Linked DNA regions of Mus musculus: regions 2 and 3 are each linked to region 1. A link is a loop called in an ENCODE intact Hi-C map of the cell type or tissue named here. Cell type or tissue: gastrocnemius. All regions are shown on one strand.

Region 1 (8,000 bases):
TATGAGCCTATGGGGGACATTCATATTCAGACAACCACATTCACTGTACCTCATTTGTGTTGACAGAGAATTAGTAGCCTCCAGGTTGAGCATAAAGTTTCCTCCCTAGGTTCATACAATTGAGCATTTGGTACCCAGTTGACAGTACTACCTTGGAAGGTTATAGAAACATTGGGGGTGGGGCCTAATTAGAGGAAGTAGGCTCCTGATTGAGCAGGCCTTGAGCTTTACCACTAAGTTCCAGGTCTCCTTGTCCCTCTCTCTGCTTCCTAGTCTATGGACATTATGCTATCTTCTGCCACTGTGAGTACACCTCACCTATTTGTACTTTCAAATAGTCAACCAAGATAAGTCATTTCTTCCTTAGTTGATTCTCATCAGTGATTTGCTCCTAGTAGTGCCAAAAGTAACACACTATTTATCATTTGGAGAGTCAACTAGTGAATGCATAACTGAGGGGCAATATAGGAAGCACTAGGTATCTACCTCCAACCTAGGCAACACTTGCACTGGAACTTTGTAGTCTACTAAAGTTTTAAAGGGAAGGAAGGGAGTTTATTAAGCAGCAGTTAATTTCAAGTTCCTTACCCACTGCTTCATGGTAAGCAGATATGCACATATTCTTGGAGCAGCATGAATATAGCTTGCAGGAGAAAGCCTGACCAAAGGAGTATTGTCCTTCAAGTACTGAGTATCTGTGCTTTGACTGACAATGCTCCTTCTGATTGTGAATACAGACTATGAAACATGGCCAGTGTTTTCATCCCTCACCTCCTTCTTGCTAGTCCTACTTTCTATAGCTGAAGGGATTTCCAGAAACTTTGAAGGACTCATGGCTTATTGTCTCATTCATTTTTCTCTGCATCTAAGAGGCAGATATTAACAAGGAGGAAATTAATAATTAACGGAATATATCAGAAATGGAAACCTACCATCCATGCACAGGAATAAGCATAAACTCAGAAAAACACTGGAAGCACCTGGAGTTCAAGGTCTTTAGCACAAAGAAGAGTTTGCTACAATGAAAGCAAATTGGAACAAATCTCAGCAACCAGAAAGCATCCTGTAAGCTCATCTGAAGACACTATATTGTCTCTAGAGATATTAAAGTCTGAATAAGGGAAAAGAGGATACAGAAAGGATGAATACCATCCATCAAGCAAAGCCACGTACACTAAGGAAGACTAAGAAAACTACGAGAAAAGACGCAGAGAAGACATTTGGCAAACTAATGCTTGCGGACATCCAAAGTTTGGTAAGGGGGAAAAAAATCACTTAAATATAAAGCTCCAAGTTCAGCAAATTCCAAAAAGAATGAATGGAGAGACACACACTGAGATATGCAACTTAGCTGTCAAGAGCCAAATTGAGCTCTTAGAACCCAGTGAGGGCAGGGATTCATCATAAACAAGGGCTCTTTAACAAGGTCATCAGCCGAGTTCTCATCAGAAACATGGGAGACTAGAAGGCAATGGTCTGATACATGAAAAGTGCTAAAAAAGAAACTATCCACACCAAGAACACTATATTTAGCAAAACTGTCCTTCAAAAATGAGAAAGACTTTGAAGATACTCCAAGGGGTAAAAGCTGAGGTATTTCACTGCTACTAGACATGTCCAGAGTATAATAGGCAAAGGCATCCTGTAGGTTCAACTACCAGAAAGTGGGTAGTAACTCACAAGCTCACATCAGGATGAAGAAATAAAATTCCCACTGAAGGAGGATGTAGTTTTATAATATTAACAAGTAAAAGGCCCTGTCTCATAAAAACGAACAAACAAATAAGTGAAAGGCATGGGAACAAAGTAATTATATAGTGTGGTGATTATCATGGAAATTAGGCCAATACATGTTTAAGTTAAAATGTTAGAAATTTCAGGTTTTTAAATACAATCTTCACACTTGCACCAAGAAGGAAGTTAAAGATATATGCAAAAGAGAATGAGAAAAGACTCCAGCCATGTCTTTGCAAAAACATCAGATTAAAACAAAGACAGTGATGTGGAGCATCATGAAGGCACAGGAAGGTTCCTTGTCTACAGAGGGCTGCTTTCCCTTCCAGGCTGCAGCCACACTGTTGAGTATTCTAGGGAAGGCTAATGCTGTATCCTTAAATGGCAGCTCTAAAGTTCCATCTACAAACACTGTAACAGCAGCAATTATGTTTTAACATATCATTTTAGCATTTATTCATATCATGGCAGCTTCTGAGAAAATTCATTTGCATTAGGAAGACAGGCTTATTTGTTTTGGTTTATGTGTATGCCTGCATATATGTCTGTGGACACATGTGAGCTTGGTGCCAGTGGAGACCAGAAGGCGGCATCAGATTCCCTGGAACTGGAATTCTAGGTGGTTTTGGGTGCTGAAACAGAAGGAAGAGGACAGGGGTCCTCTGTGACAGAAGCTTCATTTATTCTAATTGTCATGTAAAGGGTTTGAATGTGTATACTTTTGTGGTCTATACTGATGCCTTGTCATCTACCCTCACATGAACTATATCAACTTACAACTATACATTTCTACTTTATACCTCAGTGTCCTGGCCACCTTTTCTCCTCTATTCAGAAAGCAATAAAGTGAGGAAAGAAAATCAGTGTATAGTATCCCCACATGAATCCAGAGCTCAGTATTGCTGACAGAGGCCTTTTGTCCATTGGAAGTCCCTTCATAGCAAGCTTAGCCTACACCTCTTTAAGTATATGATGGAGAGAATAACAGTACCTATATCAGGAACTGTGAGTTGTCAGGGCTAGTATAGGTAGAATGAGACTGTCAACTAGCATAAAGTGCTGTGGTACCCAAACCCTTGCTAGTTCCTATTCTATTAATCTCAGTCTGAAGGATGGTGTTAGCCAAGAAATACATAGGACATGAAGTGGTGTTGGTTTTGAGGCCATGTCTTCTGGGTGCTTCCTCCACTCCTGGGCCATGTGAGAACAGAGATGATAGGTTATTGATGTTTTCCAATATGAATGAATATTCGCAGATATAGTAGCTTATTGTAAAGTTGTCCTAATTCAGACCACCATTCCTAATGATTCCAGTAATTTAGATATGTTAACTCTATAGTACATATACATGGGCCTCAAGTTTGCCTTAGGGACATATTGGGTCTTTTGAAAGTTTTTTTGTTTTTGTTGTTGTTGTTTCGGGTTTTTTGTTGTTGTTGTTGTTGTTGCTGTTGTTGTTGTTTTGGGGTTTGGTTTTTTGGTTTTGTTTTTTTTTTTTTTTGTTTTTTGTTTTTTTTTTGGGGGGGGGGTTTGTTTGTTTGTTTTGTTTTGTTTTGTTTTTCGAGACAGGGTTTCTCTGTGTAGCCCTGGCTGGCTGTCCTGGAACTCACTCTGTAGACCAGGCTGGCCTCGAACTCAGAGATCCGCGGCCTGCCTCGGCCTCCCGAGTGCTGGGATTAAAGGCGTGTGCCACCACACCCGGCGTTTTGCTTTTGTTTTTGTTTTTTTGTTTTTTAAAGTGAGAAGAAACTCCAGACTTACTTTCTAAAACAGTAACATTACTAAAAGCAAGGGCCTCAGTACAGCGATAACAAACACAAATCACCTACTTTGCCAAGAGCTTAAAAGGTCTGGCCTTATTTAATTTTCAAGGCAATCACGGGACTTCACAGAGCTTAGGTAGCAGAGCTAAGGCTTGGATGTTTAGGGGTGCTGGTCTAGAATCAAGGCCAACCCAACCTACACTTATGTCTGTGTTATGCTGCCTCCTCATGGTAAGAGTTTGTTGTAGGACAACAGCAGATACTTCAGACTGAACCCTCCAAGTCCTCCTTTAGCCTTTGACCTAGAAATCCTGCAAGAAAAGCACCTTCTGCCACTGTCAAACGGGAACAGCTCCATCTTGCATAGATGTGGGTGTGCCATGCAGTAGAAGCCAGATAAACCAAGCGGGGGGAGGGAGGGAGGGCGGGGGAACAGGGGGCGCGGGGGGTGGGGAGTATCTTTCTCAGGTCACTGAACTGATATAGGTGACATTAATCTGGAACTGTGAGCCATATACTTGTGACCTGATATGAACGGCAAATGACCTGTTAAAAAGCTCTAACCTATTTCCAGAGCATGACTTTCCACCCGGGGAATCTGTGCCATGCTCAGCAGTGGCAGGAATGGTGTGCTGAATTCCGACACAAGCCTGAACTCAAGCCCAGTTAAGCCGCACTGAGTATTTACCTCGGAAGATCTTAACGGGATCCAGAAAATTCATGGAAAGCCCTCATAGGAGAAGATCTGGCACTCCGTATTCCACTCTGTCTTCAATTTCAAGGTGACAAGCACATTCCGGTGCTCAAATTTCAGGGTAGTAGGAACATTAAAACTGACTTAGGAAAGCCTCCTGTAGAAGCTACAAGCATGGGAAGATGGTTGCTAAGGGCACCGGTAGGAGGTTTGCTTTTCCAATTCAGAAGTTTATAAAGTATTGTTCATTACTTTCCTTTGGTAGGCAGCACAAAGTGATGCTGAAAGGCATTATCACGTGGTCATGTGAACTCAGTACTAGAACCTGTTTGTTGGTGACCCAACCCTCATTCCTAATGCTTGTTTCCCTTGACTATTTAGAAATAGATGTTCACATGATACTTTTGTTTAAAGAAACACAACCAGACTTGTTCTTACTGGGTTTATAGAAAGATTTACACTACAGGAAAAGAAATGTTAGCTTTTAGCTCCCCTCTTTCAACATATTCAAACCTGATTTTCATTGTTGACTGAAACATCGGTGTGAGCTCAGTTACCCAGCCATCCTAGGACCATGAGTAAATACATTAATATGAAAAAAAAAGAGTGAAGAATTGACACAAGTTTAGTTCTAAAGAAATGACAATTATTTGTATTTTAAATAATTTTCATTAATAAATGCTTTATCTTCATTTTTATGAACATGATGATAAGACTTAAATAATAAAGTATAATTTCCTTCTGAATCTCACACTCTATGACCAGGATTCTTTTTTTTTTTAAAGTTTTTAATTAGATATTTTATTTATTTACATTTCAAATGTTATCCCTTTTCCTGGTTTCCCCTCCAGAAGCCCTCTAACCCATCCCCTTCCCCCTGCTTCTCTGAGGGTGCTTCCACCTCCCTGTCCTGGCGTTCTCCTACACTGGAGCATGGAGCCTTCACAGGACCAAGAACCTCTCCTCTCATTGACTTCCGACAAGGCCATCCTCTGCTACATATTCGGCTAGAGCCATGAGTAGCTCCATGTGTACTCTTTCATTGGTGGTTTAGTCCCTGGGAGCTCTGAGGGGTCTGGTTGATTGATATTGTTGTTTCTCCTATGGGGTTGCAAACCCCTACAGCTCCTTCAGTCCGTTTTCTAACTCCTCCCTCGGGGACCCTGTGTTCAGTCCAATGGTTAGCTACGAGCATTCATCTCTGTATTTGTCTCAAAATATTTTCTGTTCCTACTCTTAAAAAGAGTTCTTCCTTGGATTCATACCTAGTTGAATGTTCTTATTTAATACTGATGTATAAGAGCTGATAATAGTTTTTAACATGGTGAAAAGTTTTAAAATACTAATCACTTTAACATTAAGAAATAACATTATAGGTAAAAACGTGACACTCTGGAGTCTCAATTCAAGTTGGCTTACCTATATACTACACAGTTGGCATATAATTTGAGGGAGCAATGTAAATATCTAAAGAAGAATTCACAGTTGAATGGTGAGAATTTAGCCTTGAGCACATGTTTATAATTATGATTTTAAGTGCAGGATTATCCTATTTGATTAAAGCTCTTAGTAGGAAGTTGGTTGTCATACAGATGTGGGGAATGAAGGAAGTCTAGTATACATACAGTTCTAGTGGCATCCAGTACTTGGTAGAAATTAGACAATGGCATGCAGAGAGAATTAGTTCATCCACCTAAAGTGGACTAAGCAATAAGATTGATCAGAGTACTGCTGGGGAGAGATAGTGAAAACCTAAGTTGACACACCCATCCAAACAGGCTAATGACAAAAATCAGTATTTTTCTGGCAAGTTTTTTTTTTTTTTTCTCTCCCAAGACTATGGCTTTAACTTTACTTAGTGCTGGCATCTGAAAAAAAATATTCATAGAAATAAAATTATACAGATGAAACAAGTTGTATTTATGTATATATACTCATAGATGTGTTTAACAAAAATTAATGAAAAAGAAGGCCATGCGTTCGAAAGAGAGCAAGAAGGAAGTATATGGAAAGGGTTGGAGGGAGGAAAGGAAAGGGGGAAATGATGTAATTATAATCTCCAAAAATTAAAGAAACCATTTTAAAATTCTCACCTTTACTATCAACTCCTGATGTAACACTGACCAGTGAGCTGGGACAGAGAGAGATTATATTATGAGGGAATAGGAAAGGATTTCCAAAATTCTTTGAGGAAATATAGGCAGTATTTAGAGGATTATTATTTTCTCCCTTTTTAATAACCCTCTCTTACCTTACTTAAACTTCTCCTCTGATACCATAAGAGACAAGGAGATTATTCTTGGGGACAGCACTCACAAACACAACAGTGTGTGTTATTAGCTGCCAGAAGTTTCTGGGCGCAGGCTACATAAGGCTTGCTTTAGTAACACTGTGTTCTCCACGGAAATCATCAGAACTGGAATGGAAGAGTCGTTCCCTGAAGTAGATACAGGGAGCTGAGACACCAGCACGTATCTGCATCAGGGGATGCCTGAGAAGCATCTGTTAGCCCCCCAGCTGGGGCATCAATCACACAATGTTACTGCACTGGTGAAAGGGGCTGTCTTTTAAGGTACTGTTCTTCTGGTTCCATATTCGAGAGAAGTTCATAGAGGAGAGAAAACAATGCATTAGGGCTTTGTATCTGGAACAGTCAACAAATGCATTTTCTACTCTTTATCCACTAATAGATAATCATACAGCTTTGGGTAATGTTTGAAAGATTCCCTAACTTCAATTTTCTACATGTTGCATAGAGAAAATGTTAGTGCTTTCTTTTAAAGCTTTTGGAGACATTAATGATGAGAACTTTAAAGTCATTAAGCAGTGACAGTCATGATAGTAAATACTCCATAAATACCAGGTACTGTTTGTCATCTATTGAACACTTCACGAGGGTCTATACGGCTCAGAGAAACAAGCTAAGGTCAGGAAACTGCTGACTCAAACATACAGCATTCTTTGAGCTCACTCTGATAATAGTGTGATGACAAGATGATAACCCAGACAGATTAGAGCAAGGTAATGCCTCACATGTTCTACAAGGCTTCCACAGGGCAGCTATGGGAATCCAAAAAGAACACTGAGCCTATGTAGGAGCCAAGAGACTTTCTGAAGCAAACTCGCATTGATCACATATCAACTTCAGTGGACTGGCGGGGAGTTAAATGATGAAGACTCCAGGTATATGGTGGACACCAGTAGGCAGTAAGAGAAACTGAGTGTAAGACAGAGCTGGGCTGCTTTCAGTGGGAGAGGCAGAGTGGGAGAGGTATACTTAGGTGAGAGAAAATGCAGAAGGTCCAGAATTAGTCCAAATACACACATTCAGGAGGATCGTCATTGGTTGCTGTTGTTTTTCAGTTTTGTTTGTTTTTGTATGGTGTGGGGAATTGCAGGCTGGTATTCAGTTGAGCTGAGGTCTGAACCCCGATGGTGATGATTCACCTACATGGCACGGTAGGCGTTCCCTCATGCTCCTGGAACTCTGGTTCCTGCCTAAGGTACCACCTCCCACAGCCCCCACAAGAGAAGCATGGTCAGTAGTCACATAAGCAATGGCCCAAGCTTCTGACTTTCAGGCTAAACTCCTCCCCAGTTACCTAGTAACAGTGAAGACCATATAAAGGGGTGCTCAGCCCCTACTATGCTCTCTTACTCTTTCACTCCTTCACCTCTCACTTCTCTCTCCTCTTTCCTTTCTCTTTTTCTTCTCCTCTCCTCTCCTCTCCTCTCCCCTCTCCTCCCCTCTCCTCCCCTCCTTCTTCTTCTCCGTCTTCCTCTCTTTCTTCCTCTCCTTCTCCTTCTCC
Region 2 (8,000 bases), 56 kb after region 1:
CTTGAGTTCAATTCCCAGCAACCACATGCAGGCTTACAACTATGTTTAATGGGATCTGATGCCCTCTTCTAGTGCATATGAAGACAGCCACAGTGTACTCATTTACATAAAATAAATAAATAATTCTTTTTTTTGGAAAAAAAAAACAAAGGAAACTTTATCCAGATTGTAATGAGTTGTCCAGAGACAAGTCTTTATGATGCAAGGATTCCATCCAGTATCACATGCTGCCCCAAGTCCTGTCTTGTCCTCACGATAACCGTTTTTCCTCAGCACTTACTCAGCCTTCCTTTCACTGGCAGAACCACACTGATTTTGAAGTTTACGGACACCAAATTTTGTATAATGTCTCTCTACCTTTGCTGGTTCAATGCTTGCCTCTGATGGGGTTCAAGATGTTCATTCGGAGCCAGAATGTCACATTTATGACTGTGTGTCTTCATCTTAAAACTAGCAATTAGTGAGGTAGGATACCAAATTTAAGTATTAGTTGTGACACTAGTTCTGGTCAGTGTCAGTGATCTTGTCCCTATACTAAATGTATTTGTTTTGCTTCTGTAATTGACAGCTGTTAGTGTAGATTCTTCAATACTATGCGGATCCCATTTCATGTCTCATTTCCATGTCTTAGGTTCACTATTCATTGTTATCGATTTCTGTGATCACTCACTGTGGCTTTCACTCCCATGATTTTATACTTGTAGCATCATAACAGAGTTTCCTCTTGTCTGTGCACAAAGTCACTGATAACACCAATATTGTTGGCGTCAGCATTTGTACTGATATGGAGATTATCCAAGATCTGTTCCATATAAACCCCTTTGAAGAGGCTAGGGAGTCATGTGCTTGGTGAGTGTGATGCTTGGAATAAAAACTAGGATTTTTTTTTACCACACTGATCTTTAAAATATATATTTAGACTTTTAAAAATATGAAATAAACCATCTTATGTCTATGTGAGTTTTTAAAATCAACCATTCTGCACTCTCTGCTCTGTAATTTACAGAGTAGATATGATCTTGTTATATGAGCACAAATTCTTGCCTCAAATCATAGACTTTTTGGTGCAGATAGCATATTTGTGTGCCCCACAAATTCATATGTGAAACCTTAACCCATGGCACTATGGCATTTGCATGTAAGGCCTTTGGAGAAAACTTTCAAGGATGAAATGGTGATAGGGGCCCCCTGATAAGATTTGTTTCTTCTCAGACAAGTTTTAGCTGTGGAGGCTGGGCTCTGTGTGTGTGAGTGTGTGTGTGAGTGTGTGTGTGTGTGTGTGTGTGTGCGTGAATCTTCTGAGTACTGGTATTACACATACACACATACACATGTGTACATGAACATGCACATGCATACACATATCACATACACATATGAACACACATATGCACACATATCACACACACAAACACAGGCATGCATACATGCCCGTGCATCCACTGCATATCACACATATATATCACACACATACACATGTACATACATACACACACATATCATACACACATGCACAGGCACACCCATACACACATATATTATACATACACACACACACATATATATCATATATAAACACACATATATACATGTGTGTGAATATGTTTGTGTGTGTGTTTATGTCTGTGTATGTGTGCGTGTATATGTATATGTGTGCAAAACTTCTGAATATTGGGATTATACACATGTGCCACCATGGTATCCAACAATAAAAAGGCAGTAGTTACCAAAAAAAGATTAAGAAATAATCGTTATCTTTCTATTTTCCCCCTCTCTTTTTTTCCCCTCTCCTTCCTTCCCCTGCTCTCCAATGTAAGCAAACAGTGGTAATGTAGTCATCTGCAAGCATTGCCAAGAGGTGAATCTGCTGGCACCACAAATATGGATGTCTAGCTTCCAAAACTATGAGAAATGAGTGTCTCTTGTTTGAAACACCCAACCCAGGGTACTTTGTTAAAGCAGCCAAGCTGACTCAGATACTATTTTAACAAAACTAATACCATAGTTTCCCGTTACCCACACTTTTACTTTCGACAGTTACAGTTATCCATAGTTACCTATGGTCTGAAAAGATTAACTGGAAAATTCCAGAAGCTAACAATCTACAAGTTTTAAATTGCATTCTATTTTGAGTGATATGATGAAATGGTGTGCCATCATGCTCTATCCCACACCATCCCACCCACAAATTTTTCCTTTTTCTTCTATAAAATATTTTTAGGGAGAGAAATCAAAATTCACATAGCATTTATTACAGTGTATTATTATTTAAGTGTTGTGTTTTATCAGATGTTTCTTTTGTTGGCATCTTCTCATGATTATCTGATAAATACAGTATTATCATATGAACATGTATGCAGGCATATATGCAGAAAAAGAGAGAAATATTATGTGTAAAGGATAAAGAGTTATGCTATTTATAGTTTCAGGCATCCACTAGGGTCTTGAAACATATCTCTAAAGGATAGAGAGTACCTAACCCACTGATAAAATAAAGACAGATTAAAATAATTAAATTGAACTGTAGTAGTCAATCAACTCTGGGTTCTGAATGAAAAATCATCAGGAAATATCCTGTCTATTCTTTTAAAGCAATGACAACAGCTCTTAATGCAGCAACTTTGAAATTTATAGATCACTCTGGTACCTAGTCTTACTAGACAGACATAGCACTTGTTCATTTTTCTTACAGCTTAAGGACTCGAGGTTCCTATAAAGTCTCTACCACCGTCAGGGAAATGTTGGAAAGAAAACTGAAGAGGGGAGCATGAACCATTATCAGGACAGCATATTGGAAACGTCCCTAGTGTTGCTCTTTTTTGCTACTGTTTACAAATTAATGTAACCCAACCTGAACTTACGAAAGCTGGCCTGCTATTTTGGGCAATTAGACCAGAGCAAGACATGGGAAGCTGAGATACTCTGGACCAGATCACAAGAGGTTATAAGAGGCGTGTGTGTGTGTGTGTGTGTGTGTGTGTGTGTGTGTGTGTGTGTGTTTGCTGTAGTCACTGGCTTCCAGGTCTCTAGGTTAGCTGGGTTCACATGTTCCACATATCTTAATGCTCAGCTCTTATTTCTGGTCAAAAGTCTCAGGTTTTTGTTAGCAACAGCAAGAGTAATTGAGGACCTTGGGCATTGGTTACCACTCTGAAGTCTTCCTAAATGATAGAAATAGAAGTACAATCGAGAGTCAGACAAACCCTGCCCTGCCATTTCCTAGACCTGGTATCTTATACAAGTTGTATAATAAACATAAAGCTTCGTTATCTTGTCACCATTTGAAAACATAGGCAATACATACATAGCTATCATTATACTACAGACCAGGTAATACTTCTTACATACTTTACTTTTTATGGACTTCTTACATAATTTATCCTAGATAATTGAGATAAAATGTCCACAAAACCTTTGATGGTTGGAGACCTTTGGTACAGTCAAGGTAAATACTACTATGCCCTGAAACATTACAGATTCCAAATAACAACAGTAAACAGCTTCAGGAATCCAAAGAAGGACTTATTTGACTAAGGATTTTCCAAAGATAGATAAAGTCACTAAGTGGGAGCCTATATTGCTCAGCACAATTTGTAGGGCTAGTGCATAAGAGGTATGGAAAACTGTAGAGCACTATAGAGGCTTTCAGATTACTAAATATGACAAATGATCACTAGTTTGCGATATGCCAATGCTTAGCTTGGATTATACATATGGTAATAAGTAAGATAAGCTCTGTGCTTATTCCCAGGGTTCCTTTATAAAATAGCACAAGGAAGTTGGGGAAAACAATAGAACTTCATGATTCTAGAGGATGGAATTCTGAGTTCAAGGTATCTCTAAAACCTTGTGCTCTCTCAACAGTAAAGGGGGAACCTTGTGAGATTCTTGCACCTACTGGCAATTCTCCAAAATTGACCATATAATTGTTCACAAAACAGGCCTCAACAGATACAAAAATATTGAAATTATCCCATGCATCCTATTAGATCACCATGGACTAAGGCTGATCTTCAATAACAACATAAATAATAGGAAGCCAACATTCACGTGGAAGCTGAACAACACTCTACTCAATGATAACTTGTTCAAGGAAGAAATAAAGAGAGAGATTAAAGACTTTTTAGAGTTTAATGAAAATGAAGCCACGACATACCCAAACTTATGAAAGCATTCCTAAGAGGAAAACTCATAGCTCTGAGTACCACCAAAAAGAAACTGGAGAGAGAGCATACACTAGGAGCTTGACAGCACACCTAAAAATGCTAGAACAAAAGGAAGCAAATTTGCTGAAGAGGAGTAGACAGCAGGAAATAATCAAACTTAGGGCTGAAATCAACCAAGTGGAAACAAAAGGAACTGTACAAAGAATCAAACAAACCAGGAGCTGGTTCTTTGAGAAAATCAACAAGATAGATAAACCCTTAGCCAGAATAACTAGAGGGCACAGGGACAGTATCCTAATTAACAAAATCAGAAATGAAAGAGGAGACATAACAAAACCTGAGAAAATCTAAAACATCATCAGATCCTACTACAAAAGGTTATACTCAACAAAACTGGAAAACCTGGATGAAATGGACAATTTTCTAGACAGATACCAGGTACCAAAGTTAAATCAGGATCAGACTAACGATCTTAACAGTCCCATTTCCCCTAAAGAAATAGAAGTGGTCATTGATAGTCTCCCAACCAAAAAAAAAAAAAAAATAAAAAAAGCCCAGGACCAGATGGGTTAGTGCAGAATTCTATCAGACCTTCAAAGAAGACAGAATTCCAATTCTCCTCAAACTATTCCACAAAATAGAAACAATCCATTCGATGAAGCCACGATTACACTGATACCTAAACCACACAAAGATCCAACAAAGAAAGAGAACTTCAGACCAGTTTCCCTTATGAATATTGATGCAAAAAATACTCAATAAAATTCTCACAAACCGAATCCAAGTACACATCAAAAAGATCACCCATCATGATCAAGTAGGCTTCATCCCAGGGATGCAGGGATGGCTTAATATAAGAATATCCATCAACACAATCCACTATATAAACAAACTCAAAGACAAAAACCACATGATCATCTTGTTAGATGCTGAGAAAGCATTTGACAAAATCCAACACCCCTTCAAGATAAAAGTCTTGGAAAGATCAGGAATTCAAGGCCCATACCTAAACATAATATAAGCAATCTACAGCAAACCAGTAGCCAACATCAAACTAAATGGAGAGAAACTCGAAGCAATCCCACTAAAATCAGGGACTAGACGAGGCAATTCTCATCATGCATTGGCTTTCAGTTTCCTTACTTTCATTCTCTATCTTCTTATACAGACAGCAGTTACTTATAGTTAAGACTCTACCTACTCTACCATACTCTGGTCTTAATTTATATCTACCAAAATTCTATTTCCATATAATGCCATATTTACAGGTACCAAAAGTTAGGACTTTAAGATATATTTGTTGGATGGCACAATAGCTGAAACCATTGCAATATGCGTCTCACTGAAGAACTGATTATGGACCACAGAGACATGAAAAGAATGAATTCTAATATAATGTGAAATATACTTCTAGGGATTTGTTCGTGGCCATGTAGTGTGATGTAAGTAGAGTGGATTTTAGTGCAGGAGAGTCTTAGGTGGGTTGAAAGGTTGGCTAAATTCTGAAGATAAGCTGGAGTTCAGTTAAGGAATGAAGAAAGGACATCACCAAAGGCACAAGGTAATCCCTTTAATGGCATAAAGAGGGTCAGTAAGACATGGCACAATTTGTATAGAGAAAACATGAGTAAAATTCTAACACTAATGGAACTATAGCATCATGGAAGGAGAGAAACTAAACTAAGTCTCTCTGTGCAATGTCCTTTTTCCTTTTTTTTTTAATTAGGTATTTTCCTCGTTTACATTTCCAATGCTATCCCAAAAGTCCCCCATGCCCACCCCCCCAATCCCCTACCCACCCACTCCCCCTTTTTGGCCCTGGCGTTCCCCTGTACTGGGGCATATAAAGTTTGCGAGTCCAAAGGGCCTCTCTTTCCAGTGATGGCTGACTAGGCCATCTTTTGAAACATATGCAGCTAGAGATGTCCTTTTTCTTCCTGAATGCGAAGCTTAGATTCTTAGTCAGTCATCCTACATTTGGCAGTTGAATAACCATTGGGACAATGTGTATGCTATGGTATCATCAGATCATTTGTTGAGGTTAATGGTAAGATAACTACAATAAACCAGTTCAGGAAGTATTTTAAATCCATAGATTCTGAACTGAAAATTTGAACTATATGAACATCATAAGGTTATTTGGGAAATTTAACATGAAGATCTGAATCTTTGGTTCTTGCTAATGTAGAATGATGGGAGTCAGTCCGTGGATGAGTCTTATGAAGATTTTTTTTTTTTTGGTTTTTCAAGACAGGGTTTCTCTGTATAGCCCTGGCTGTCCTGGAACTCACTTTGTAGACCAGGCTGACCTTGAACTCCGAAATCCGCCTGCCTTTGCCTCCAAAGTGCTGGGATTAAAGGCTTAAGCCACCACACTGGGCACGTTATGAGGATTTTAAGTGAGAGAATTTAAGGTGTAAGTTATAAGAAGCTACCATTTTTACTAGCAGTAAGTGTACTGTTACAAATAGGACCCAGGTAATAATCTCTGATATTCATGATTCTGACAAAAGCATTTCCAACAAGGTTTTGAGAAACTATATAGTATGTAGCAATACAGAAAACAGGAAAGTACTACATTTGTCATAGACAACTATTTCTTCCTCCTTAGCACTCCTCTCTCATTAGGATAAGAAGACATCCTGGGCAGGGTCAGCTAATAGCATTCTACATGAGGCCCTACTCTAAACCAAACTCACTGTCTTTGCTATCAGCAGCCGGCTCCCGATGTGTGTCAATTACAAAGAGAGCAGGGCTCCAAAGACCATGAAGCCCAAATGTGGTTACTGAGCAAACAGGGCTATTTGAAGTGCATTCCTTTCTGCTGAGCTTGGTGTCAGTAAAAAGGAACTCTCTTTTCCTATAGCAAGACCCTCATGTCCTAGTGAGGTTTCAGCCAAGAGTTGTGCAGTGTTGGCAGTGAGGGAGGGACTGGTGGCCACTTGAAATTCTCAAGTCCATGTCCCCAAACACTAGACAGAAAGGCCCTTATTTTTGGCTCCATGCCCTTCTCCAATTTCATTTCCACTGAAGAGTGGCCCAAGCTCTGTGATCTGTTCCATCAACACTGTGGCTAAAATTAAATTTCAGAGTCCTAGTGCAGAATGAGCTGAAGTCTTTTCTAAAGTGCATTCACCCCTGCTGTGTGAGTGTTCTTTACTAAGGAGATGTCAAGAGGGGAGTGTCCTCAACAGGATTTGTTTCTGGGAGAAAAGTAGGAGATTTACACAAGTTTCACTAGACTTTGAGGGGTTAGGAGATGACTAAGTCCTAACCTCAAGATACTTACTTTCTTTTGCAAAGTCTTAGATGTAGATCACAAATTCTACTATGAAGCAGGCAAAATTTCTTAACTGAATAACTAACACAATAACAACAGAGATTCCTATCTGACTCAGTTCTTGACCAGTAGCCCCTTTTATAGATATTGTCTTTCTTGACCTTTATAACATCCCTGTATTTTATGGGATCATGGTCCCTCCATTTGAAACCTGAACAAACACATGCTCAGAAAAACAAAAGCATATTAGTCAATTTAAATGAGTCCAGGATTGCTGTATGTCTTCTTGTCTCAAAATACTACACTGTTTCCTCAAGTAAAATGCTATTCTAGGACAGAGTCCGGAGAATTTTCATAGGGAGAGGTAGTGTTATATCAAATGGCCAGAATTAAAAACATAACATTTTGTGACTTTTTTCTCTATTCATCTGTCTACAAGCCAGATAGCATAGTAATTAGCAAAAGATTTGTTTTCCAAAGGAAGTTAACAACCCTTCCCTCTATCTCTACAAACAATTGTTGATAATGTACATAGTCATTTCTCGATCTCAAAC
Region 3 (8,000 bases), 1.6 Mb before region 1:
ATCATCAAACTACAGAAGGTAAATGGAAAGAGTAGAGAAGATATTACACACAAATGCAGAAAACTCACTTCTCTATAGATATGGATGTTTACTAAAAAATAATGGAGACTAGAGGGAAAAGAATGGGTCATCTCCTCTAATGCTCAGCCTGAATACTCAGCTGGGCAGGACCAAGGAAAGGGTTACGATGGTGAAGAATTCAAAAAATCATGGATTCTCAGATTCATGTAAAGACAGGATGAGTTAACATTGCTGGGAAACTTTAACTCATGTGAATCACTCTTGTCTTCATTCTGGCAATTTAGTCCCTGTTCTAAAGTCAAACAAATTAGGTTAGCAAGTTCTTCCTGTTGTAGGTCCAGGTAGGAGAGAAGTAGGTACTTGCATCTCTCTCTAGCCCAAGTGATGAATCTGCCTATTGTCTTCCATGAACCATTTCTCTATACTCAGGCTTCTCAAACTTTTCTATGTATGTCAGAATGATCTCGGGATCTTTTAAAATCATATCCTGATGCATTAGTCAAGAGATACCCCCAGCATTTAGAATTTCTAACAGGCTCCCAGATGCTATTGCTGTGGATTGATCCATTTAGCATAATGAACAATGGGGCCTAGGAATAATGGTCTCCATGTTCAAATGTGATGGCATAATAATGAACTCAGTTCTGCAGTCCATCCAGTACATGTTAAGGGCAAGAGAATTCTTCATAGAGCATAAAAACTGTAGAGGTCATTTGAAATACAAACACAAAATCCTAAAGATGAGAAACAATCATAGTCCTCTGGGTTTTCATAGACATATTGGAAGGATCTAAGACTTCAGAACTAGAAGTAGTGTCTTATTCCAAGAAAGTTCTATTCCAAGTTCTTTTCCTTCTATCTCCAACAATTCTATCCTTCAAGAATTTCTTATCATCTCATAATGGACTCAGAAAGCAAATCTAATATTTGAGTCATCTCTGCTATGGATGCATCATCTCTGCTTATGTATGTGTGAGTTTCACTGAGTAATTTACACATACAAAATGAAAGTTACAAAGACAGGAATGTATATAATATGAGTTCTAATGAATTTAATCTTGATTTTTAGTTTGTTCCAGAATGCTTAGTATCTTTTTCAAAATCGTGAAATTAAAAATACAAATATTTATTATCTGATGACTATGTTAATGCTAGATTAAAGTTTAAATGGAAAATGTTATTTATCAATAAGAGTATCATCACCTGAGAATAATTTTCTACTTCCGTTTGTGCAGGATGCTGAAGTTTTCTGAAGTTTCTCATCTTTGCTCCATGAGTGTGTTACCTTCATGTTCCTCTCACGATTTTTTTCTGTCGTTTCCTTTCTGTTGATCTGATCAAACATTCTGATCAAAATCAGTCTGGGGAAAGAAAGGAAGCATTAAAACTTACACATTATGGTTCATCATTGAAGGATGTCAGGACAAGAATTCAAGCAGACACATAAAGCAGACACCATGAACGAATGCTGCTTGCTAACTCACAGGTTCCTTCTTAGCTAGCTTTCATCACAAGTCCATCTGCCTAGGGAATATTGCTGTCCATAGTGGGCTGGGTCCTCCTACATTAATTAACAAGCATGACAATCCCTCAAAGAAATGCTCACAGGTTAATCTTTTTTGAGTAATTTCTCAAGTGAGACCCCTTTCTCAGGAAATTTGACACTGCGTACAAATGACAGTTAAAGCTAATTAGTGGCTGAGGAAAGTGATGTGCATTCATAGGCAGTCACTAACAAAAATGTTGGTAAGAATTCTAATGAATCCTCATAGAGGCTGAGACGATGTCTCATGCACTTTAGAAATGGAGCTTTGTCCCCCACTTCCAAAAATACACTTACAGTCTGATGTATGTCTATACAATATTTCCTCTGTCGTCGGTGATATTAACTGAAGATGAAATTTACTGACATTCCTTTTCTCAACATAGTGTCTACATACAGAAGAGACAAAAAGCCGTTACCAAGAATAGACAAAAATCTGTTAGCACTCTTTGAGTAAAGAACATGTTTTGAGAAGAATTTTTAAGTTTTATTTTGGTTTTTGTTTTGGTTTGGTTTTTGGTTTTTTTTTTTTTTTTTTTGGTAGTAAAGTTGTTGTGTCAAAGATTTAGGTGACATTGAGTTCAAACTCATTTTGGTAGAAGATGACTTAACATAACAATCAGGTCACACCTAGCTAATGATCTCACATTTAGCCCTTGAACAAGTCTCTGTCTTCTAACCTGCAGCAGTTGTTCAGGAGGAATCAGTATAGAAAGGGAAACGTGAAGCTATGCTGTGGTCCTCTGCATTCTTCTTTATGGAATAGTGAAAAATGGCTTATTCTTTTTTTTTAATTAGGTATTTTCTTCATTTACATTTCCAATGCTATCCCAAAAGTCCCCCCATCCCTCCCCCCCCCCCGACTCCACTTCCCCCTCCCTCCCAGTTCTTGGCCCTGTACTGAGGCATATAAAGTTTGTAAGACCAATGGGCCTCTCTTTCCAATGGCTGACTAGGCCATCTTCTGATACATATGCAGCTAGAGACATGAGCTCCGGGGTACTGGTTAGTTCATATTGTTGTTCCACCTATAGGGTTGCAGACCCCGCTCCTTGGGTACTTTCTCTAGCTCCTCCTTGGGGGCCCTGTGATCCATCCAATAGCTAACTGTGATCTTCCACTTCTGTATTTGCTAAGTCCAGGCATAGCCTCACAAGAGACAGCTATATCTGGGTCCGTTCAGGAAAATCTTGCTAGTGTATGCAATGATGTCAGTGTTTGGAGGCTGATTATGGGATGGATCCCCAGGTATGGCAGTCTCTAGATGGTCCATCCTTTTGTCTCAGCTCCAAACTTTGTCTCTGTAACTACTTCCATGGGTGTTTTGTTCCCAATTCTAAGAAGGGGCAAAGTGTCCACATTTTGGTCTTTGTTCTTCTTTAGTTTCATGTGTTTTGTAGATTGTATCTTGTATCTTGGGTATTCTAAGTTTCTGGGGGCTTATTCTTAATAAGAGTATCATCGACCAAAATCAAATCATTAGTAGGATGTATATTATCAAGACTTGAATAGCAAATGATCATTGCTAGAATGTGGCTCCTTCTGAATAAATTTTTACAACATGTTGCTCTCAGTTTCTATAGTAGCACCTACTGGTATTAGTAGTTAAAACTGACTACAGAAGAATATGAGTGAGTATTTTTTATTAGACTGTGTTCAGTAATTATTTGGAGGTAATAAGATATTAATTTTACATTCATCTTAATTTCTTTTAACTCATATTTATGGTGAAATGAAGTATTTCACACACACACTATGACATTTGTGTACAACTAAATATACAAGTTTTAGACATATTAAGGTATGAAAGTTCAGTTGTAAAATTAAAATTTACATTTTAGAATTCAAAGTTAAAAATCCACATATTTTGTTCGCAGATATCCATGAATGAATGAGGATGGGACTGCTCAAATTATCATTCATGGGTGTAAAGCTCACATGGGACCCTTATTGCCACCTGGTGGCAGTGTACCCTAATTGAAGATTTAGGTTTTGAGTGACACAAAGACACCTATATTTAAAAATAACAGAAGTCACAGGAGAAAGTAAATAGTCTCAAACTCCTGTGGTTTGAAGAAAACACTTGGATTGTTTTCATTGCCCCAATCAACCAAAGAAGAGAAGTACAACTTTGAGCTTCACCATGAAGCCTAGTTTGGTTCAAGACTTACTTCCTGTAGGATATATCTGAAAGTTAGTTAGTCAGGGAGTCCTTTTACTCCTAAGGTAGTAGGGTCATATCCAATTAGGAAATTGACTAAAAAAGTAAGAAAGGGTTCTGTGTTGTATTCTTTCTGTGCGTATAGTGTAGCAGAAGCAACAATGACTTCTGTTGTACCCCAACAGAATCTTCTATGATTAACTACTTTGCCTCCTAAAATTCTCTCAGCTAAATTGATGCATGAAATATTTCATGAAATTTATCTCACCAGCAGAACTACAATTCAGGCTAAATCCATCAGAATCTCTGGGAATGGAAATACCATTGATATTTTTGTTACAAGTTTCCCAGGGTCTACAGTGTGCAGCCAATATTAAAAATCACTGGACTGGAGCAAAGAGAAAGTTAAAGCTTATGCAATAAAAAGAAAATGCTGTTCCCACTTAATATTGGTCAAACCCATGGTGAATTGACATGGGAATTTCAATCATGCCTGAATATATGGAACAAAGAGATCAAGACAGTACCACCATATATTCTCCAAAAACTTTTCAGTGCATTATTTGTAACTGATTCCTGGACACATTTTATTTAACCTACATTCATGTGTTAAGTGACTTTATTATCTCTCTCTACTATTTACAGTTTTAGCCACTTAGCCAAAACATGATTCCTGAGCACCATATGAGTTATAAGCCACAGAGCATGACTTAAGCCAAAGTATGTCTGTCTTCCACACCTAGGGATGTTTTTCTGACACAGCTTGAAATTCAAGTTTCAAAATAGAATGACTATCAGACTTTCAGGAGTCTTTAGAAATTCATGAACAACTATTTTGGGGGCCTTAAAAACTACTTTGCTAAAGATTTGTGCCCTCACAAGGTTCCAAAGCAGTGGATATAAATGCTTCGGTAACAAGGATGTTTTTACTAGGCATATACAGGACTCCAGATGAAAGACAGTTCAAAGATTCATCTGCCGTTGCCTGTGTCTGTCTCCTCACTTGCCAGCTAGCCTATTCAAGGAACTCTACTTCAAGAGCCAAGACAGCAGAAGCTGTCAGCTGATTTACAATTAAATGTGTCAAAGACAGATTTTCAATGGAAAATTTTGGTAGGAAGAATGAGTTTTTCAACTATAAATAGACTCCATCCAAAGTTTCAAAGCGAAGTGTGCTGTGCTTGTCTGGTCCTCTGCACCCTCTACTTTTGAACTTCACACCTACACCTGGACTGTTTCACTTTCTTTGACTGGGATAATCCTGATGATCCAATCAAAGAAAACTATAAGACAGAATTTGCTGAGTTTATGCCATGTATGTGCAGATTCCTGCATTGTATCTCATGCAAAACAGTGAGTTTGTTCAAGTCAAAAGCATCTATGCACACAGACTAGTTAATTCAAGTCACTTTCCAGCCTAATTTGCCTCCAGTACCTAACTTTTTCAGATTAGAAATTAGAGGCCTTTCTAACCATTACAGCGCATCATCTCCTTGTGTTCCTTTATTCTAATGACTTCCTTAGTGTCAGTCTTAGCTCCTATATATCCCTTGGCATACCAACAAATAGTTTTCCTGTCTTAGATCACCAGTAAACTCTTTCAATGACAGGACTCATTATGTCCAGATTCTGTGGTCAGCAATGTGAGTTGTAATGATCCAAGTGGGTCACTTTCATAGTGCCAGGGATCTGGCTTCTGGCCTGGAAATACCAAAGTGACAACGGGACTGCCCTTCATTGGTGTGATCCCTCAATTGGTGGGACTGAGAGAATCATCTAGAACTGCCCTTTCAAGAGCACTGACCTCTCATCCTCTGGGAAGTTTGACTAGACTTCTTTTCCTGAAAGTAAAACCATCTTTGAGAACTACAGAAGCCTTTTCTGCTCCCACATGCTACCAGGGACTCAAAGAGAGCCCAGACTCAATGAATGGAGAAACTGACTTCTTTCTCACTGTTTCACCCAGTCATGTTTTCTCTTCCATACGTAGTTGACTGTTAATCCTGCTCCTGATGTTGGTTCTAATATTTACTTCTCACCACCACATTTGATCAGTTTTTGCAGAACTCATGCTGCTTTATAAGCAAGCATTTGATCATGTTGTTATGCCATTAAACATGGCTTCCCACAAGATATGATGGCACCCGTCTCTAGTCCTATACCAGGAACATTAGAGTGAAAGGATCTCAAGTTCAAGACCATTCTGGACCATACAGTGAAACTCTAACGAAAGGGAAAAACATATTTTTCTTTCTGAACTATGATCTCCAGGAAGCAGGAACCTGGTCTATAGCTTTCTGTATTTGGTGACTGTCACACAGCCTGGCCAAGGGACTATTCAATGCACTGGGCACAAGAAAGTGACAGCAAAAGTGGTTTAGAAGTTGGACCTTCCAGATTATTTTCTTGCTCTGGTATAGACATCAAGCTGCATCACCAACTTACCTATATCAAGTTTCCACAATAGAAAACTGATTTTGTACACATAATAGATGACAATAAATGTTCTCCAAAGCAATATATACATTTCTTCCTCATACTTTTTAGTGTATGGGAAAATAATCACATGAAAATAGAAAGGTTGAAGGGACTCTGGCCAGTTTGAGCATAGCAAGCATGGCTCTGGCAGACCTGCCCCCTTGCCCCTCATTCCCTCTATGTCATAGTTTGTAAGTGTTTGGCCCAGGAAGTGGCACCATTAGAAGTTATGGCATTATTGGAATAAGTGTGGCACTGTGGGTATGGGCTTTGAGACCCTCATCCTAGCTGCCTGGAAGCTAGTCTTCCACTAGCAGCCTTTAGATGAAGATGTTGATCTCTGAGCTCTCCCTGCACCATGCCCACCTAGATGCTGCAATGCTCCCACCTTAATGATAATGGACTGAACCTCTGAGCCTGTAAGCCAGTCCCAATTAAATGTTGTCCCTATAAGAGTTGCCTTGGTCATAGTATCTGTTCAAAGTAGTAAAACCCTAACTAAGACACTCTGCCTTAATAAATACTGTAAGATTACATTCCTAAAGTTATCCACCAAGGCCTATTCACTTATTTGGTCACTTCTTCCTCCTGAGACTGATTACCACGGTTCATCTTTCAAAGCTTTGAGGTCTAGCAAACAAAAGCCCCCTTTAGGGTTCGCTTTAGGGTTTTATTGCCTGCCATTGGATCCCCTTCCGCTAGCTGAACTGCCTGGTTGGACCTCAGTGTGAGGGGATTGATGACTCAGGGCAGGGTGGTATCCAAGTGAAGCTTCCTCTTCTCTCAGGAGAAGGATTGGGGAGGAGTAGGGGAAGGGATTTGTGAGAGTGGGACTGGGAGGAGAGGATGGGGGAGGGCATGCTGCAACCAGGATGTAAAGAGAATAAATAAATTAATTAATTAATGACAAAAGTCCCTTTTGGCTCAACTAATTAACATAACCATTAAATGCCTCATCCTAACATGGCATTTCCCTTTGTACTTTTATAAACTGATATTTTCCTGTGACAAATCTATCTCTTCTCTATCCAGAGGCAGTTTCTTATCGTACTCTCAGACAATTGTCCCTGCCCCAACTCCCTGGTTCTCTTCCTCTTCTTCTTTTTCCTCTATCTTCTGCCTTCTGTCCCACTAGGGTAAATAAATGTCCTTTGTGCTGAGAACTTTGTTGGGGGAGGGTTGAGCCCAATATTTTTCCTTTCAAAGGTATAACTCTATGTTGATTAGTATGAATATATTTTTTAAAAACTTCTATAACTTTATGTCATCTACATTTGAATAAGAAGATTAGACCAGGAGAACCACTGGCAAAACCACTCAGTAAAAGTGGTCTTTTTTACATCAGGTAGAGAATTTCCCAAGGCTAACTTTCTGTCTCTTCAAAGACACTCATGATTTATCAGTTAAGCCCCAGATATTTTTAGTACTGGAAAAATCTGTCAAAATGACCTTTTGGGCAATATGACCATAAAGAGCTCATAGTTCATAGACTATAAGAAACAAAACATGGAGGTAGACTAAAAGGAAACAAAGTGTTGACTAGCCTTTTTGGTCAACGTCTCTGTTAAAAAAAGAATCAAACTTGTTTCTTGGGTTTTCATGACAATCTTCTGGGGCCCTCTTTACTTTGTACTCTTAGAGAGTCAAAAATATACCTACCCATTTCCTGCTGTTGCGTTTGACATACCATTTTTGACATATGTGAGGTACTCACCAGGCTAACCTAATAAGCAAAGTTTGCCTTTCTAAATTCAAAATAGTAGAAGTTTATAAATTTAGTGTTCTGTTAAACATGAT

The links. Hi-C counts contacts between places; a loop is a spot of excess contacts. Peaks named below come from ENCODE experiments on the same cell type or tissue, not always from the same donor. Only the 100,000 strongest peaks of a DNase experiment are listed, where the experiment ranks them.
Region 2: a loop joins it to region 1, with 4 times the contacts of the local background. A loop is called at or near these places in 2 of 42 quality-filtered maps.
Region 3: a loop joins it to region 1, with 4 times the contacts of the local background. A loop is called at or near these places in 2 of 42 quality-filtered maps.

What each region holds. Positions count from the first base shown.
Region 1 is chr15:63,002,925-63,010,924 of GRCm38, forward strand. No RefSeq gene overlaps it. Among named protein-coding and RNA genes, the nearest start is that of Gm30113, 53 kb to the left of the region's middle. In gastrocnemius, a CTCF peak has its summit at 3,720; no DNase peak of the experiment used is centred here; H3K27ac peaks cover 1,415 bases.
Region 2 is chr15:63,059,159-63,067,158 of GRCm38, forward strand. No RefSeq gene overlaps it. Among named protein-coding and RNA genes, the nearest start is that of Gm41334, 7.6 kb to the right of the region's middle. RefSeq lists an enhancer at 6,544-8,000. In gastrocnemius, no CTCF peak of the experiment used is centred here; no DNase peak of the experiment used is centred here; H3K27ac peaks cover 2,294 bases.
Region 3 is chr15:61,412,304-61,420,303 of GRCm38, forward strand. No RefSeq gene overlaps it. Among named protein-coding and RNA genes, the nearest start is that of Gm24696, 58 kb to the left of the region's middle. In gastrocnemius, a CTCF peak has its summit at 3,527 (motif pointing left); a DNase peak (open chromatin) is centred at 5,432.